2 separate regions of the Homo sapiens genome follow, and region 1 is linked to region 2. A link is an interaction called in ENCODE POLR2A ChIA-PET data of the cell type or tissue named here. Cell type or tissue: PC-9. All regions are shown on one strand. Links, peaks and the distances in the headings refer to the core of each region. The heading gives the core; the rest is flanking DNA.

What was found. ChIA-PET counts read pairs that join two places held together with the same protein. Peaks named below come from ENCODE experiments on the same cell type or tissue, not always from the same donor. Only the 100,000 strongest peaks of a DNase experiment are listed, where the experiment ranks them.
Region 1: POLR2A ChIA-PET joins it to region 2 with 6 read pairs; 2 of 35 experiments call an interaction of 5 or more read pairs at or near these places.

Annotation. Positions count from the first base shown.
Region 1 is chr2:16,576,080-16,581,963 of GRCh38, forward strand. The region is part of intron 3 of CYRIA (CYFIP related Rac1 interactor A); the gene reads right to left. Among named protein-coding and RNA genes, the nearest start is that of CYRIA, 87 kb to the right of the region's middle. In PC-9, for the core only: no CTCF peak of the experiment used is centred there; no DNase peak of the experiment used is centred there.
Region 2 is chr2:16,668,747-16,674,630 of GRCh38, forward strand. No RefSeq gene overlaps it. Among named protein-coding and RNA genes, the nearest start is that of CYRIA, 5.9 kb to the left of the region's middle. In PC-9, for the core only: no CTCF peak of the experiment used is centred there; a DNase peak (open chromatin) is centred at 3,135; H3K27ac peaks cover 508 bases.

The DNA.
Region 1 (5,884 bases), core at 541-5,540, 93 kb before region 2:
TTATAAGCAGCATGAAAGTAGACTAATACAGCCTATTAAGTGCCAATGATGCCAGACACTTTTGGGAGATATGGATTCAACGATATAGTTCCTGTCCTCAAGGACCTTAGGAGGGTGAGGACAGGATCATTAGATTCAGAAAGCATTTATTGGGTACTTGTTATATGCCTACCACAGTGACAGGTGATGCGGAGGATGAAGTAATTAATAAAATAAGACTGACATCCTAAAGTGAAAGTTACGAACTATCAGTAACAATTTAGTAAAACAGTATAATAAAAGTCATCATGCAGTGAGAGCTAAATGGCATTGAATATAGAGACTTTTTTCAGGAACAACGTAAGTGGAAGCTAAGAAAGTTTCTCAGAAAGGAAGATGTAAAATATGGCATCGTCGAAGCTATTATTTCACCCTGTCTTGGAAATCTTCCCAGGATTGTCCTCCTGCAACTGTCTCTTCTATCTTTTCTCAGATCAAATTAGTTATTCTCTCCTATGAATCCTGGAGCACAGGTCGTGTCCCTGCTACAGCATTTACCAATATTGCATTATTGATGTTGGTCATTATGTCTGCCTCCTCCAGTAGAGTGTAAACTTGCAGCTATTCACACCACGACTAGCAGAAGCTTAGCACGTAGAATACCCCTTTTATGATAATGTGAAAAATTGAACCAAAAGTATTGAGTTGTTTCCATTTAAAATAAACAGATAAAGGAAATGTAGACTATACATACAATGGAATATTATTCAGTCTTAAAAAAAGAAGGAAATCCTGCCATATGCAACAACGTGAATGAACCTTGAGGATATTATGCTAAGCAAAATAAACAAGTAACAGCAAAACACAAACTGCATGATTCCACTTACATGAGGTACTTCAAGGAGTCAAAGTCATAGAAACAGAGAGTGGAATGGTGGTTTCCTGGGCATGGGGAAGGGAAAATGAGTAGTTGCTAATCAATGGGTATAAAGTTTCCATTATGCAAGATAAATAAGTTCTAGAGATCTATGCTACAACAACTTGCCTACAGTTAAAAATACTGTATTATACACTTAAAATCTGATCAGAGGGTAGATCTCATGGTAAGTCTTCTTACCATAATAAAAAAGAAAAGAAACATAATCCAATATATTTTGTGAATTCATTTCAATTCTTATTAAGGTAAAAAAACCTATTAAATGCCATTTGAGAAAATCAGAGAAATATCTATACATACTATATATTAGATGATACAAAATAATGTTAATTTAGATATATATCTGTAACACATTTAGATATAAATATGTAACACATTTTCATATTTTTTAAAAAGAAGTAAAATTCACAAAGAATATTGCGCTCACCCTAACAAGAAAACAAGTTAGATACTCTACAAAATCCTTGTTATTTTTGACTATAAGAAAGTTGAGGTTGCAAAAGTCTTTAATGAATTATAATCCATAAGGTGACAAGACTTTCCTAGGAGATATGACACCACAGGTGATTTCAAGTTTGACAGAGAAATGGTAAAAGGAGAAAGCTGCCATAAATGCAGGTAACAAGAAAATAGCTGACATCTTCACACACTGTAAAAAGAAGAGTGTGAAGTGTCATGAAAGCTGAGAGGCCCTGGGAGCTCCAGGCAGAAGGACAGTCTATGTCAGCCTGCAAAGTCTCTTCCATGAACCTTCACCAAGTGCTAACAAAAGAAGTTGAGAACAAGAAAGGAAAAAAGATTTTAAGACAGAAACCCTCTGGGTCAGGGGAAGATACACAAGAGAAATGCTCCTACACTCTCAGTCTTATCTAAGGGTGAAGTGTGGCCATCTATGACTGCGGGAGGGGAGGAGCATTGGGAAGGTGCCCTCTAGGGCCCACCATGCCAGGCCTGCTGTGGTAGACAGAGCAGAAAAATGAAGAGAAAGCCACCAGCCACTCTCCAGTAAGTAAAGAACAACTGTCTGCCTGGTGAGGCCAAGGAGGTTGAGAAACGCCATCCTGAGAATCAGGTGTTCTGGAGGGCCTTCTGAAGCCTGAAGATGTGACAGGAAAACTGAGACAAACTCTTCAGATCCCCAGCTCTGGTAAAGGGCCTGCTTTGATCCTTCCCTCAAATCTGAAATTTACAGTGAACCACGTATAACAAGCAACAGTGTAGCCCAGATCCAGATTGGATGGACTCAACCCCACTAGTGGACTGACAGAAGAAAAGGCATGTGATTTTCTGAGTGCACGTATTATTCACATCAGTCATCACTGTTCTGCTGCCTGGCATTTGTTCAAAAAAAGCAAAGGAAAAAAATTAACAAACACAAAGCAAGAAAATATCACCAGAAAAGTAAAGATTAATAATAGAGTCTAGAGATAGTCCAGAGGTTGAAATGTACAGACGAGGATCCTAAAATAACTATAAAAATATGTTAAAGAATCTATAATGTTGAATAATGTATGGTAAAAATGGAAAATTTCAGAAAATCCTTTGAGACTATTTATTAGGTTGGTGCAAAAGTAATTGCTGTTTTTGCCATTGAAAAGGGAAATGCTAAAAATGAAAAATTCCACATTAGATGGTTTCTACTAATGATAAGCTCCTTGATACATTTATCATTAGTAGAAAGTATCAGTAAACTTGAAGACAGACCAATAAAAATTATACAAACTGTATACAAAGAAAAAAAGAATTTAAAAAATAGAACAGAGTATCTGAGATCTGTGAAGCAATGTCAAATCACCTTACTTATATAATTGGTGTCCCAGAAGAAGAAGAAGAAGAAGAAAACAGAAAAAGACATTTGAAAAGATAATAAGCAAGAATGTTCAAAATTAATGACAGGTATTAATTCATAGATCCAGGAAACTTAGAGAACCATAAACAGGATAATTACAAAGAAAACATACCCAGGCACATCATAGTGAAACTACTACAAAACAAAAATAAAGATAAATTATTGACAGCAGCCAGAGAAAAGCATATTACATCTAGGGGAGCAATGATAAAAATGGCTTCTCATCAGAAACAATGAAAGCCAGAAGACAATGGGATCACTTCTTTCAAGTGCTTTAAGAAAAACAAAGCAAACAATAACTGCAACTCCAAAATCCCCCAAACCTGTGGATCTAGAACTCTATGTAAGTATCCTTTAAAAATGAAAGTTAGATAGCAATATATTTAGACAGATAAAAGCTCAAAGAATTTGTTTCTAATAGACTTGAACTAAAAGAAACATTAAAATAAGTTTTTTAGACTTGGATAAAATGACACCAGAGAGACCTTGTTATGTGAGAAGGAATGAAGAACACCAGAACAAGTAAATACATATGCAAGTAAATATGAAGGCCTTATTAAAATCACATGCACATGCACACACACACACACACACACACACACTCGCTCTCTCTCTCTCTTAAATGATAATTGACAATTTAAAATAAAAAAACACATTTCATTGAGAAGCTTATGGCATATATAGAAGCAAAATACATAACAAAAGCACAAAGTGAAAAGGTGTTAATTTGCAGGTATACTGTGATAAGTTCTTAATTTCTTTACTATGTAAAGAATAGATTTTGAAGGCAGATCACAATCGTCTATATTATAATCTCTAAAGCAAGCAAAAAGTGACACAACTAAAAAGTCAACAGAAAAGACAAAATACAGTACCAAAATAGAGTATCCCAAACAGTTTGATTTATCAGAAAAACATGAAGAAAAAAAGAAGGCAAATATGACAAATAGACATAACACCAAGATAGACTCAAATATAAACATTGATTAATGCAATACAATAATTAATTGTATTGACTCAAATACTAAGCTCAAATACAAACATTAATTAAACATATATGTAAACATTAATTAAATGTAAATGGACTAAGTATTCAATTAAAAGGAAGTTTTTTTTTTTTTGAGACAGGGTCTCACTCTAGCATCCAGACTGAACTGCAGTGGTGTGATCTCAGATCACTGCAGCCTCCACCTCCTGGCCTCGAGCAATCCTCCTGCCTCAGCCTCCTGAGTAGCTGGGACTACAGGTGCATGCCACCATGCCTAATTAATTTTTGTATTTTTTGTAGAGATGAGGTCTCGCTTTGTTGCCCAGACTGGCCTTGAACTCCTGAGCTCAAGCAATCTGCCAGCCTCAGCCTCCCAAAGGTATGGTGGTATGAGCCACTGTGCTCAGCCTAAAAGGCAGATATTATCAGCCTGGATGAAAAAGCTAGGACCAGCTATATGTTGTTTACAAGAAACACACTATATTGATAAAGACATAAACGGATGAAAGCAAAAGAATGGGAAAATATATACCATGTTAAACACTAACCATAAAAAAGCTGGTATAATCAAAATATAAAATGCTTAGGGGTATATTTGACAAAAGATGGGCAGCACTTTTATATTAAAAACTGTAAACTATTAATGAGTAAAATTAAATGATATATAAATAAAAGGAAAGATGTGCTATATTCACAGATAGGAAAAATCAATATTACACACATGGCAATTCTCCCCTAATTGTTCCATAGATTTGATGCAATTATAATCAATATCCCAGTAGAATTTTTTATTGTAGAAACTAAGGACTAATTAGAAAATTTACTTAGAAAAGTAAAGGAGTTAGAATAGCCAAAACAGTCTTCCAAAAGAGTTAAAAGACTTACTCTTTCTTGACTCTAAGACCTATTGTTTGTTATATTTGGTATTAATTGGTGAGAAGGTAGATCAATAGAGTAATCAGAGAAAACAGAGAGTCCTGAAGTAGCCCATATCACACATATTACAATTAGCAAATTTACAAAATGGACATTAAAGCAATCCACCTGTGCTACTACAATATTATGGACTATGAAAAAATAATAAACCTAATACCTTTCTCACAACATATGCAAAAATTAGTTGAAGATCAGTCACTGATCTAAATGTAAAGCTTAAAACAATACAGCTTTCAGAAGAAAACAAAGCAAAATATCTTTGTGACCTTGGTATAGGTCATAATTTCTTAGAATACAGAAAGTGCTTAGCATAAAATTTAAAAATTATAAACTGTACTTCATCAAAATTTGAAACTTCCATTCATGAAAAGATATCAATAAGAAAATAAGTAGGTAAGCCTACTAGGTAAAAATATTTGCAAGATATAGCTTACAAAACACATGTATACAAAGTACAATAAAGAATTCCTACAATTTACCAATACAAAGACGAACAACCTAATTAAAACTAGGCAAAAGACATGACAAGATATTTTCTTAAATAGATAAGCAACTATACAATAAGCACATGAAAAAGAGCTCAACACTGTCAGTTATTATGGAAATGCAAATTAAAAACACCATGGGATGCTACCCCACCACTGCTAGAACAGCTAACAGGAAAATGACTGACAATACCAAATGTTGGAGAAGATGTGGAACACTTGGAGTTGCTTAGTTATTGGCAGGAATGTAAAATAGCACATCTCATTTGGAAAGCTGTTTCACAGTTTCTTTTTTTTTTGTATGTATAAGCATGTTTATTATTATTTTAATTTTTATTTTAGATCCAGTGGGTACATATGCTATGTATAAGTTTTTTACAAGGGTATATTGTGTTGCTTTGGTTTCTTGAAAAGTTACATAGAACTACTCTATCACCGAGGAATTCCACTCCTAGGTATTTACCCAAGGAATATAATGCCCACAAATATTCTACAAGAATGTTTATAGCACAATTACTAATTATAGCCCCAAACGGGAAATAGCCCATATGATCATCAACAGGAAAATGAAAACGAATTGTCATACAACAGAAGAGTATTCAATAACAAAAAGGAAATAAACTATTGATACATGTAATGACATGGCTGGATGTCAAAAACATTATATTGAGTGAAAAACATACAAAAAAGCATATTCTGTATGATTCTAT
Region 2 (5,884 bases), core at 418-5,417:
GCTGACATACCTACCTCTGCCATCTCAGCTACCAAAAATTATTTCTTCCGATGCTAGTGATGCGCCTTGGAGACAGTGTGATACTTTGGGCTCAAACTTCTGTCCTCTGAATATTTCTATAAAATTGACAGTCTGAGCCACTTACTCCTCTGACACATCACTTGTGACAGCTGTTTCTCAGGAGTGGCATGCAGGACTTTTCACATGCACAAGCTTCTCAAGGACAGGGACTTTTTTTTTTTTTTCCCGAGACACAGATGAAACCATAGATTTGAAGTCAAAGCCAAACATAAATCCTAATTCTGCCACTCACTGGATACTTTATCATTTGGTGTTTTTGTTTCCTCTTCCATAAAATTGGAGTAATAAAATCTACCTAAGAAGGGTGATGTGAAGGCTATTATAAACTGCTTTGTAGCTGTGAAAGAAAAAATATGTGAAGTGTTGTGTGTGTGTGTGTGTGTTTGTGGCCTCGTGGTGCCTTGAATTGGACTGAGCATGTAGGAAGTGCTCATTACAAACTGTGTTAAAGTGCTTATTAACCCACTGGCTAGTGGGTTAATTCATAGATAAGGACATGGCAGGGAGACGGAGGGATCCTGTGTCATGAGGCCCTGTAGTGCTCTCTGCTTACTGCTCTGCAAGGAATGAATCTTTATTTTTGCCCTCCAAGCCCACTAATCTCCAGCAGAAATTATATAATGTTTTCTCCCTGGCATTACTATAATGTCTTACAAAGGTGGTGGGTTTTCTTGCCAATTGCTGGCCGGGGCCCCTTTATGTAACTAGGGGTTTCTACGGAAACATGGACTAGGCTTCAGAGGGAGCATAATAGATTTGATTATGAACATTGAGCCAATTTTCACAGCTGACATGAAGCACACTTCCTTGTTGCAAAAATCACAGCCCAAACTGTGTAGAGAAACTTTGTAATGGCTGGAAACCCTTGCCTGTGGCTGAGTTGGAGCACACGACTTAAGCACTCTGACTTTACTTGCTTTTTAATCACTGAGCATGTCAGGCTCTTTCAGACCTTCCTTCCTCTGCACACGATTCGCCACTGTCTTGAATGACCTTTCCACTTGGTCCATTCTTTGAGTTTCTACTCATTATTTTGAAACCTGATTCAAAAGCAACCCCTCTATAATGACTCCTTCAACTCTCCAAGACCAAGTCGATTGATCTTTCCTGTGCGCTTCCAAAGAATAGCACTCACACGTCTACAGGAGCACTCACCAAGCTGTGATGATTGGATAAGTTTCTAAACAGTTGATTCTTTTTATGTGCAGTAGCTATATTCTATAAAGTCATCTTAAACACTGAATAAATGCTGAGCGATAGCTTCTTGGGGAAATGTAGGGTTAAGTTCCTGCAAGGCTTTGGTCACATATTTGTCAACTAATCAACACATAACCTTGCTTTATGTGTGTTTCTGTTTAAAGATACTTTATTTAATGTACAATATTGACTCATTAATATTGAACTCATGGTCAACAGCCCTATAACTCATGCCTGAACGAAGTTTATTTAACACATGTATTTTCTCTGTAAGGAACTTCACAGCCTTCTTGTGCTTAGAAACACTAGATGACACTTCAGCACTGTGCTCAGAGGTCTTTTTTTTTAAGATGGAGTCTCACTCTGTTGCCAGGCTGGAGTGCAGTGGTGTGATCTCGGCTCACTGCAATCTCTGCCTCCCAGGTTCAAGCGATTCTACTGCCTCAGGCTCCAGAGTAACTGGGACTACAGGTGTGCACCACCATGCCCAGCTAACTTTTTTCTATTTCTAGTAGAGACGCGGTTTCACCATGTTGGCCAGGATGGTCTCGATCTCTTGACGTTGTGATCCGCCCACCTCGGCGTCCCAAAGTGCTGGGATTACAGGCGTGCACCACCATGCCTTGCCCCCAGAGGTCATTTTAAATGGTGAAATCACTGTCAACAAGTACAAAAATGTGAAAGAAGTGTAGCACTAAATAGATCACAAAAAGGACACTGTATGAAAGCTGAAACAGGAAGGCAGAACACGGTCTTGTTGGACCTCAGCTTGGAACATGCATGTCTGGGTGCCTCAAGTGTTTCATGCTTGGTGCATGTCTAGAGATCACAAAATCAATAAGAGTATAGATTTTGGGGTTATGAATAAATTTTAACGAGTAGGCAATATCACAAATATAGAATCTTCTAAGAGTGAACAGCAACTCTATGTGCCTCCCAAATAGACTATGAGCTCTTTGAGGCCAGGATTTATGCTTTATTATTGGTCTTTGTATCTCTTCAACACCTGGAAGAGCACCTGATACATTAAAAAATTAATATTTAACAAATGCCAATTGACTGAGTGAATCATTTAATCTGGCCTTGCATTTCTTTAGGTTTTTACCAACAATTTATAAACTTACATTAATAAAGCAGAAAGAATGTTGTGGGTTCTTCCCCCATATGAATGTCAAAGACCTGACTTGGTTCCTGCCAGTTGTTTGACAAGAGCCCCCAATGCTGGATGTAAAGAGCATTCTATTTAGAGTAGATTTCTGATATGTATCAAATCTGGATAATACATATGTTGACTTCCAAGGTGGGGAAGAGTATAAACAGCACCATCCACCTTTCTCCCCCAAAAAGAGAAGTGGGGGATGAATTCTCAGGATCTGGAAAAACAGAGTCAAATGACAGCCAACAATGAAGAAAAATTACATAGCCCAGGAACTGTAAGGGTCGCTGGTGACACAGTGATAATAGGGAAGGAAAGTGGAGGCAGGGAAGTTAGAGGAACCATGTAGGAACTTGGCATTGTGGTCCAGATGTAAATCTGGGCCCCTCCTCACACCTAACAGCAGTTGACTTTGAGCAGGTTATTTAATTGCCCTCAGTCTTGTTTCTCACATTCATAAATAAAATGATTGTAACAGGACTTGCCACAAGGAGTTGTTTATGCAACTAATGTTTATTGAGGGCCTACTCTGTGCTAGATAGAAATATTACTAAGATCATGAATGTGCAGACAATTAATGAGTAGCTAGCCCAGTGCCTGATGTAACCCAGCGTATTAGTTGTTTTCACATTGCTACACAGAAATACCTGAGACTGGGTAATTTATAAAGAAAAGAGGTTTAACTGGCTCACAGTTCTGCAGGCTGTACAGGAAGCATGATGTTGGCCATCTGCCCAGCTTCTGGGGAGGCCTCAGCAAACTTACAACCATGGCTGAAGGTGAAAGGGAGGCAGGCATGTCTTACATGGACAGAGAAAAAGTAAGAGAGAAAGTGAAGGAGGTGTTACCCATTTTTAAAACATCCAGATCTCCTGAGAAGTTACTCACTCACTATCATGGGAGCAGCACAGAGGGGATGGGGCTAAACCATTCATGAGAGCCCTGCCCTCATGATCTAATCACCTCTCACCAGTCCCCACCTCCAACACTGGAGATTACAATTAGACATGAGATTTGGTGGGGACACAGATTCAAATCGTATTACCCAGCTACCAAGTTTAAAAAGTGATTATAGTTATTTTCACCCACAAATTTTTTTCTTTTCTTTCTGTCTCTTTTTTCTTTCTCTCTGATTTGCAGACTCTCAGCATGTTTCTTCTTTTTCTTATAAGTCCAAATCTTCTGATATTTTTTTGTAGGTCAGTTGATCTCATTCTTTGGCTGGCCAGGTAAACCCAAGAAATTGCTGACTGCATCTATTGTTGGCACCTTTGACAAAATGAGTCTGCCCCTTTAGGGGACTCAAACTCACCACTTTCAAAGCTCACAGTCTCCAAAATCACCGCCAATGAAGTAATGACACCTATATGGGAGCCTTTGAGCAGAGGCTTAGAGCATTTAACAGGCATATCCTAGTCATCTATTCAGCTACACAAACAGGTAAGTAGGGGTCACTTATGACTATACCCATTTATAGCCTGGAAATTAAGGCTTGATGTGACTTGTTCAAGTCATCAACTGAGTTACAGCCACAGCCAATAACTTAAAATACAGGTGTCATGACTCATAGTTTAGGACCAATTCTTGAATTATTTGGACAATCAATCTTCTTCTTTTCCTTTGCAAATACTTTCTTTGCTTTTCAGAAAATATTAGCAAGCAAGTGGGAAGGTTTGATTCAGACATAGGCCAGGTTTCTTTCGTATTATCCACTCTGTCTCTATCTCTCTTTCTTTCTCTCTTATTTGAAAAGTTTCAACAAGTGACTTCTGTTTCAAGTCCAGATCCACTGATACTTTTTCATAGGTCAGTTGATCCTAATCTTTGGCAGCTGAAAAATACAATTTCAGTAATAACACAGTGTTAAAATTATCATCAAACAGAATGGTTGACTCTGTAGAGTTTCTTCGTAAGTTATGCTAATATTATATTAATATTTTATGTTTAAATGCTCATTACTACATGCGACAGCCACATAAATGGCTATATTCATGGTTTGCAGCCTATTGTGTTTGCCTTTTAACCCTGTAACTACTTGAGAAATGCCTTAGAATAGTGATACTTGGAGGAAACTTGCTATCTTTAGAATTCATATTTATTATATCTTCTTTATTATCCCCCCTTCAGCCACTGCCCAGATCAACCCCTTATCAGTTTTCAGCACAGTTATTTCAACAGGTTTCTGGCTGATCTCCCTGCCTTCATATCTAGCCTATCTAATTCGCTGTCCATCCTGCAGCCCAAGTGACCTTTCCAAAAGACAACTATGATCACGGAATCCCTTTATTGAAACTCTTCAGTGGCTCCCCATTACACTAGACCAGAGTCTTACATTCTCTGCAGAACTCATATGGCCAAATTATAATCTGCTTTTACTTGTTCTTTCTGCTGCATTTCTCTCTGCTCTTTAACTTGAGATATTTTATCACTTCTATCTGCTTTTATACCTGCTATTTCCTCTTCCTAGAATGTATCTCACAGTGTTTTAATTCTGCCTATTACTTCCTGGGCTCCTGAAAATTATAAATTATATATACACGCAAAAACACACAATGTTTGTGTTCTCAATGTTTGACATCTAAATATCTAATATAAACTTAATTTAAACTTAATATTGACATCTAATCCAAACTTAATTCATATCCGCTGAGTTGATCTGAATTACACCGATCCTGAATCTTCAAGATCCAGAGATTAGAAAAATTGCCCTTTCAAATTATTTCTGGAAAAGTACAATCAAGCCCAGAAGGGCAATGTAATAACTTTTTCATAAATAGAGCTGTTTGGCTGCTTTTGTGTGTGTATGAATAAAGCAAAACTCCACACTGTTGTGTGATCTTAAAATAAAATCCACATTAGTGATTATTAATCAAATCCAACAAATAGTTCTTGGCTTCTGATGTTGAAACACTTCCTTTTCTCACATGCCAACACCTCTACATTTTCTTTGTTTTAATTATACTAAGCGTCCTTTTGTTCTTCCTGGGACATTTGCCTGGAGGCTGGGGCAAGCTCTAAATAATAGTCATCATCATTATAAAAAATAGTATTTACACAGTCTATTTTTAGAGCAGAAGACAAACCTACAGGCAAGCCCACTATGACCCTGCCAGAGCTGCAGTAGTTTCTTGAAGACAGTCTTGGGCTCTTGAATATTTCACCTGTCTCATTAGTGTCACTCATGTAGGATGGCAGCTGCTTCCTCTGATAAACTCCATCAAACTGCTTCCCATCTGTTAGTGGGAGAGAAAATGGAAAATTTTAGAAAATCTGGTGTTTTTTATGTTTATATATATAAATGCTGTTAATTTTCTGATTTCTATGTTTCATCTATACGGTGAATCCACTTAATGTGGGTTTTCTTCTAGAAAGGAAAAAGGAATATTAACTTTTACTATACATAGTTAATCATTTCCAGCTCTTAGAATCTCAGAGGAGAAGGGGCTTTAG